3 separate regions of the Mus musculus genome follow, and all the other regions are linked to region 3. The links are chromatin loops, found by intact Hi-C in ENCODE. Cell type or tissue: heart. All regions are shown on one strand. Region 1 has its middle 38 kb from the start of Plekha1. Region 2 has its middle 6.6 kb from the start of Mir7061. Region 3 holds the start of Btbd16 (BTB (POZ) domain containing 16).

Evidence for each region. Hi-C counts contacts between places; a loop is a spot of excess contacts. Peaks named below come from ENCODE experiments on the same cell type or tissue, not always from the same donor. Only the 100,000 strongest peaks of a DNase experiment are listed, where the experiment ranks them.
Region 1: a loop joins it to region 3, with 5 times the contacts of the local background. A loop is called at or near these places in 14 of 42 quality-filtered maps.
Region 2: it touches region 3 in a loop (7-fold over the local background); 36 of 42 quality-filtered maps call a loop at or near these places.

Annotation. Positions count from the first base shown.
Region 1 is chr7:130,826,114-130,828,613 of GRCm38, reverse strand. No RefSeq gene overlaps it. Among named protein-coding and RNA genes, the nearest start is that of Plekha1, 38 kb to the left of the region's middle. In heart, a CTCF peak has its summit at 1,026 (motif pointing left); no DNase peak of the experiment used is centred here.
Region 2 is chr7:130,913,655-130,916,154 of GRCm38, reverse strand. No RefSeq gene overlaps it. Among named protein-coding and RNA genes, the nearest start is that of Mir7061, 6.6 kb to the right of the region's middle. In heart, a CTCF peak has its summit at 983 (motif pointing right); no DNase peak of the experiment used is centred here.
Region 3 is chr7:130,771,824-130,774,323 of GRCm38, reverse strand. It overlaps Btbd16 (BTB (POZ) domain containing 16), which reads right to left and starts at 255. Exons shown (of 16, transcript NM_001081038.2): 1 at 1-255. In heart, a CTCF peak has its summit at 942 (motif pointing left); no DNase peak of the experiment used is centred here; H3K27ac peaks cover 834 bases.

The sequences.
Region 1 (2,500 bases), 54 kb before region 3:
CCCAAGAAGGATGCAACCAAGCCTACAGGGCAGCAGTTTCAACCTTCAACAAGTACAAAATGACACCAAGCAGCCAGTGAGCAACAGGACCGATGTTCATCGAGTGTTTGCAACGTGCTTAAGTGACTGACGAGTAAGGTTGGCTTCTGAGGCTGAGAGTTTAGCTGACTGCCTAGAGCCACATAGCCAGTGAGTGGCAGAGGTAGGAGCCGACACTAGGTCAGCTGGTACCTGAGAGTTGCTGTGCACCAAGTGAATTGGGGACCAACTTCCCAGCACAACCCTTTCCTTTCTCATGGGCCTGGGAGGTGAGGTGAATGATGAGAAAGGCAGGCAGAGTTGGCTCCAGAAGCATACATAGGATGCAGTGTTGTCCAGTGCCCATGCCCATTACTGTGGGCACTGCAAGCATGGGTGGTAAAGCCCGACTCTGTGAAGCTTTACCTTGCGAGCAGAGCTCCTGAGAGCCTCTTGAGAATTTTTTGTCTCAAGGCTTACACTTCTCAAGTTCAGACACGGTATGGGTGAACTTGTCGCCTCTCATGCCAGATGTGTTAGTTTCGGTTTTAACCATTAAGCGAGGAGGACCCAGTGCTTCTAGGTGTGTGTTCTAGTTTCATTTCTGTTGCTACGACTAGAAGTAATTTTGCAGAGGAAAAGATGCATTTGATTGACACTGCCAGGTCCATTATTGAGAGAAGCCAGGGTAGACTCTCAAAGGGAGACCTGAAAGCCAGACCTACCAAGGGCGTCTACCAGCTGCTTCATTCACAAGCTCACGCTTAGTTAACGTTCTAATGCCACCCAGGACTGTCTGCCCAGGGAATGGTATTGCCCACAGTGGGCTGGACCCTTCTACATCAACTAAAAAGAAGACAATGACCCACAGACATGCATGCAGGCCAATCTGATCTAGGAAGTCCTCAGTTGAGACTCCATTCGCAGATGGCTCTGGACTGTGTCAAGTTGACAGTTACCTCTAAGACAGAGTTTTTCCAGATTGCCGATTTCAGCCACTGGAATTCTGGCTCCCAAGTTTGAGGTCAACTGTGCCCTCTGGTGGACAGGAGTGGATTCTCAGAATTAGAACAAATGGTTCTCCAGAGTGTGTGTGTGTGTGTGTGTGTGTGTGTGTGTGTGTGTGTGTGTGTGTGTGTGTGTAGTAGTGGGGTTTAGGGAAGGGGATGGGAGAAGGGGCTTCTTAGGGAAGCTGTATTGATACTGTATTAGAGGATGTCTTTTTTTCTTCTTTTTATCAGTGTGGTAAAATAGATTCCTAAACCTGATGTTTTGTGGGTGTTGAGGGTACTGGAAAGGAAGACAAATGCATGTTTGCGGCACCATGAGGAGCTTCATTGAGAAATGGAAGCTTCTAGACTGCAGTCTTTTCTAGCATCACCCACAGATTTCTTGCAACCATGCATTGCATAACCCATTTATAACAACAACAAACCCCCCAAAGAGCCCCCTCAAACCATGCCAGAGGGTGTCCCTGCCTAGCCCCTCAGTGACGGCGGTCCCCTCCGTCCTATTTTTTTTCTCTCATTATTCTTCAGTAACCTGGTGGTAAGCAACACTGACTTTTCTAAAGAGCTTCACTCCATGCCTGTCTGGTAAGCTGTACCTCCAGGCAACTGTGGTCAGATCTTAGACATGCTGTTGGATGAATGTGTGTGGCCACAAAGGATGCCTGTGATGATGAACAGGGATTGTCAACCTGACAGGATCAAGAATCACCTATGAGACAAGCCTCTCGGTGTTTCTCAGTGAGATCAAGTTAACTGAGGTGGGAAGACCCACCCTAAACGTGGGTGTCACCATCCACGGGCTGGGGCCCTGGCCTGAAAGGGAGGGAGAAAGTGGCTGAACATCAGCATCTATCTGTTTCCTGACTGCAGGGGCACCGTCACCAACTGTCACCAGCTGCAGGGGCACCATCACCAACTGTCGCCAGCTGCAGGGACACCATCACCAGCTGTCACCAGTTGCAGGGGCACTGTCATCAGCTGTCACCAGATGCAGGGGCACCATCACCATCTGTCACCAATTCAGGGGCACCATCACCAGCTGTCACCAGTTTCAGGGGCACTGTCACCAGTTGCAGGGGCACCATCACCAGCTGTCACCAGCTGCAGGGGCACTGTCATCAACTGTCACCAGTTGCAGGGGCACTGTCATCAGCTGTCACCAGTTGCAGGGGCGCTGTCACCAGTTGCAAGGGCCCCATCACCAGCTGTCACCAGTTGCAGGGGCACAGTCACCAGTTGCCTCAAACTCTGGCTATCATGACTCCACTGCATCCTTGAACTGTGAGCCAGAACAGACCCTTTTTTTATTTTTAGTTAAGTTGTTTCTTGTCAGATATTTGATCACAGCAACAAGAAAAGTAACCAGTACAATGGCTGAGGTGTTTTTCTGCTTATCAGTCAGTCAGACTCTGGCCAGACTAGCTAGTGGAGTTGAAAGTCTGGATAGTTTTTTTTCTGGGGGTGAGGGAGTC
Region 2 (2,500 bases), 140 kb before region 3:
CATTCTTTCCCTTCCTTACCTCTCCCTCTGAAAAAAACTAGGGCAAGGAGAGATTTGTGTATCATAGCTTGGGAGCCTTGAACCTTGAAGATAATGACTTTATTCTCAATCCCTTTTTGAGCCATCAAAACTACAAATCGCCGGGCGTGGTGGCGCACACCTTTGATCCCAGCACTCAGGAGGCAGAGGCAGGTGGATTTCTGAGTTCAAGGCCAGCCTGGTCTACAAAGTGAGTTCCAGGACAGCCAGGGCTATACAGAGAAACCCTGTCTCGAAAAAAAAAAAAAAAACCAAAACCAAAACAAAAAACTGCAAATCAATTTACTCACTCCTTATCATGTATCCACAAGTTCTTCAGGGGTTTTCTAGAAATCCTCTTTGCCACACTGCTTCTTACTATACCATCATTCTTTGACCATCTCGGCCTCTAGGTGGGTAGTTTTCCACACTAGATTTTATCATGTTTAACTTTCTATAACACTGGGCAAATTCCATTATCTCCTTGGGTCTGTAGCACATGGAAAAATAATCCGATCCCAACCCCAAGAGGTTAAAAGGCAAACGCCCCACTGGTCACATATGTAAAATTATTGCCTATCTACTCTCTAAAGCTAGGTCCCAAGCCTGATCAGCCATCAAGATGGCTCAGTGGGTAAGCACTGCCACTAAGCACTAGCCTAGTTCATGGTTACAATTCTACACTATGTCTTTATGTGGGATTACTGGAAAAACTGAGTGAAGGGCATACAACATGTCCTATAGTCTATCTTTTGATAAGATAGCATCTTGCTACAGACATCCCAGCTTCTCTAGATTATTTCTTATGAATGTGAGGCTACAGTTACCTCTACAAAAGTTATTATTTGGGAAAGGTGATTTAACATTTCTATGAATTTCAAAGCTATCCTATGCTGCTACGTATCTTCTCTCCTTCCTGTGAAGTAGATGTCAGATTACGTTAAATGTAGCAACCAATACCAGAAGGTGGCACTGTTATCACACGAACAGTAAGTTACTCCTTTTAATGTCCGTACAGTGGACCACTGGGATTTCACCAATTAACATTATAAACACTAACCAGGTCAGCAATATTTTTCAGTTCAAGTCATTTAAACATTTTTATGTCTATCATTTTTGTGTGTCTGTGTACATGTACATGGGCATGGACACACACACATGAACACTTGTGGAAGACAGGACTTCAGTAGTAGCTGAGAGCTTATATCTGATCCAAAGGCAACAGGGAGGGGTGGGCATGGTGTGGGCTTCACCCCCAGTGACAGAACTCCTCCAACAAGGCCACACCTCCTAATCTTTCCAGTTCACCAGCAGACTAAGCATACAAATACGGGAGCCTAAGGAGGCATTCTCATTCAAGTTAGAGTTACAGGTGGGTGTTGGGAACTGAACTCAGGTCCTCTGCATAATCTTAACTGCTGAGTTCTCCAGTCCCCCCACCCCCCAAGCAATAGCATATAAGAAGTCATTATATTAGTCATTTCTTACCTGTTACCTTTTCAATATTCTATCACCCTCACTCTTCTGTTGAAACCCTGGCTGTCCTGGAACTCACTCTGTAGACCAGACTGGCCTCATCTCAGAAATCCACCTGCCTCTGCCTCCTGAGCGCTGGGATTAAAGGCATGTGCCACCACGCTGAAACCCTTCTTATATTCTCTTTTACTTTCATGACTTTTTGTGTGACCCGCTGAGTTTAACTATACAAAGGCTGCTTCCATGTGTATTGGTGGGATGACATTTACTGGATCATAGTCAATTTTTCAGTCGGTATACCACTGAAGAAACACACACGCACGCACGCACACACGCATGCACGCACACACGCACACAGCTACTCTCCCATCCATAAGGAACTGCTGACAGGCCCAATTGTGCATTGCATTTCAGAGGTATGGTCAGGAAGATGGGGAAATAAAGCAGGATTTGACAATGAACTAGACACAAGGAACAAAAGGAGACATCTAAAATCACTGCTGGTGTCTTTGGAAATTCTAAAACTTCAGGTGACTAAATTGAATATAATTCAATCGAATTATAAACGTATGCCAATATATTTTCTATTAGTGGCCCGGTCCTCGGCTCAGCGGATAAGTGTTTACTCTGGGCAGGCAGCAGGCACTGGGCTGGGCTCTAGACACACAGGTCACAACAGCCCATTACCATTAGGAAGACTTCAGAAGGCAGGCTCTGGAGCACTTGTTTGGGGGCTGACTGCACATCTCAGCCCCGCCCACTCCTCCCCACAGGTGTAGGCAGCATGGGATCTCCGTCAGCCTGACCGGTAAGCTGGGGCTCCATGCAGCTCGATGACTCCAACATGCTTCACAGGCAACTCCCACATCTAATTTTCAGAATATGTTTTTGTTTAAGTAAAAAGAGCAAGCTTTCTGAACACACATTTTCTTTGTACAATTTCATAGGAAGCTGTCTTAAGAATTCACGGATCTGCTGGGCCTGCTGGTATACACTTTTACAATTC
Region 3 (2,500 bases):
TGAAGCAGAGGGGTGCTGGTTGCACTGGTCTCGGAACCAAGGGAGAGTTGGAGGCTGGGCACCTTCTGAGCCTGAATCTTGAACGCTCTCATGACACCTGGGGCTCACCCCTTCTCCTACGGCGATGCTTTGCTGGGGGAGCCTGCCTTTGGCTTCCTGGGGGTAGTTGTGGGTACCATGGCAACAGCAGTCAGATTCTAAGGACTTCCTGTTCCGGGTTCTGGTGTTATCTCAGCTTGAGGCTTCAGGCTTTCTGCTGAGGGGTGACAGGGCTATCAGAAAACAGTTTGTCACTAGCATAACCATGCCTGGCTGCCAAAATATTTTCGCAACAAAAGTAATTTGAATTCCATGTCCAAAATTAGCCTTAATTAATTCTACATTAATATTTTTTGTGTGTGTGTATCCCCTCCCCCATTCCTGTGCCTTATTGATAATGTGTCTTATTGATAACTGTGTCTCTTGATGTGGGAGAAAGTGGTGGGTAGTGTAGCCAGCCCTCTGACAGACATTAGGGTCTCAAAGTGCAAACCTGCAACTGGGCTATGTTCCTTTGCAGGGGAGCGAGCTACACACACACACTTGGAGAGCCTTTGCCGCACTTCCCATACCACCAGATACACACTGTCTGCTCTCCAACCTGGAGTCTGGTCTGTCGCTTCCCTCCTAGCCCAGTGCCACGATGATGGCGTGATAGTGTGTGTGGAAGGAGGTGCCTCAGCGAAAGCTCTGAAGTACAGGTCTGCCCTGTTACTTCTGCCCTTCCCTTTACCTCAGACTTCCCCTATGTAAACTTTCTCTCCAATAGAGGCTTAACACAGGATTTGAATTAAGGTGTTTGAAATACAAGAACCTGACCCTCCTGATATCATACCTGCCCTCTGGATACTATTTCTGGTACTACTGGGGCTACTGGCTAAAAGACAACCCCTGAGCGCCTCCTATTGGCCACACTGGGAAAGTGTCCCAGGGAGCCACAGTCCTTACCACCCCTGAGCCCAACATTTGACCTTGATTGTATTGATCCCTTTCTGAAGCCTTTGGTTTAGAAGCCTTCAGCTCCCCGCTAGATTGCGCCATGGATCGCTCCAGAGCTGAGCTGTAAGCCAAAGTCAAATGCACAGAAATGGAAACTTTCTTGAATCGCTGGAGTTAGCATGGACTTCATGTGGCCTTGGCCACAAGCAATGTCACAGGAAGTCTAGCTGCTTTCCCTGCAAGTTCTACCTGGTGGCATCCACTTGCTGGCGATGTTGTCCACCCACCCCTATGGGAGGGAAACAGAAGGGTGGGAGGCAGAGCCACCATGCCAGCCTTAGGCCAATGTTCAGGGGGCTGCTTTCTGCCCCACCTGGTGTGTTCTGGATCCTGAGGGACTGGCTTCTGACAGCACCTGCTTAGTCTCCCAGAGGGAGAAGGTGAGCAAGTTCCTACAGGGAACAGAGCAGCTCCTCTGATGGCGAGGCCGTGTGTGCATGCTCAGGCAAAGATACATTTCCAGAAATGTGCTGTGAGGCCACAGTGAGTACTGAGTGTGGTTGGCAAAGGACTTCCCCATATAGAGCCAGCTTATGAAGACAGAGAGGTGGCTGTTCATGTGAGTGAACACACACACACACACACACACACACACACACACACACACACACACACAACTAGACTGTGGAGAGGGAAGTGTAGCCCAGTCAAAACAGTAAATGAACCTCCAACCAGGCCATAAAAAAAGATAGATGAATTATCTCACAAGAAATGAAAAATAATCTTCTTGGAACGGGTTGTGGGCTGCAGACCTACACTCCCAACACTGGGAAGTTGAGGCAGGAGTTCAAGGTCACCCATGGTTATAGAGGAAGTTTGAGGCCAGTCTATTAAAACGAACAAGCAAACAAGTAAAAGAATCATACGGTAGCCCACTATGCCTCAGAAGAGCACAGATATCTGGTGTGGAACAGCCTGTAATATCAGAAGACAGGCTGAGACAGGAGGACTCTAAAGCACAGAAAAAGAAGGCCATGGCCATATTTGCCCATCCCTTCCCCTGTGGGGAAGGACTACCTCAGTCTCATACCTCTGTGTTGACACAGCCCCTCAGAGTTCCAAAGGAGAAGCCAAGGGACTGGAAACACACACGGCTCCGTCCCTCAGTAAGGCAGATACTGGAGGAGCCAACACGGCTGTCCCCCACAACCTCTCACTCACAGCAGAGCATCCCCAGCAGGCAACACCAGAAGAGAGGTGGCCAAGCCCAGAACAAGTCTGAAGCCAGGCAAAGGCAGCTGAATGGCAGAGAGCAGTCCCACAGGTCCCATATGGTGTATTTATGCACCAAGGGCCAGGGGAGCAGGTATGTACCGTTTCTGTCCCAGTTAGGGTTTCTATTATTGCAGCGAGACACCAGGAGCAAAGCAAGGCGAGGAGGACAGAGTTCATCTTGCTTACACTTCCACATCATGGTCCATCGCTGAAGAAGTCAGGGCAGGATCTCAAACAGGGCAGGGGC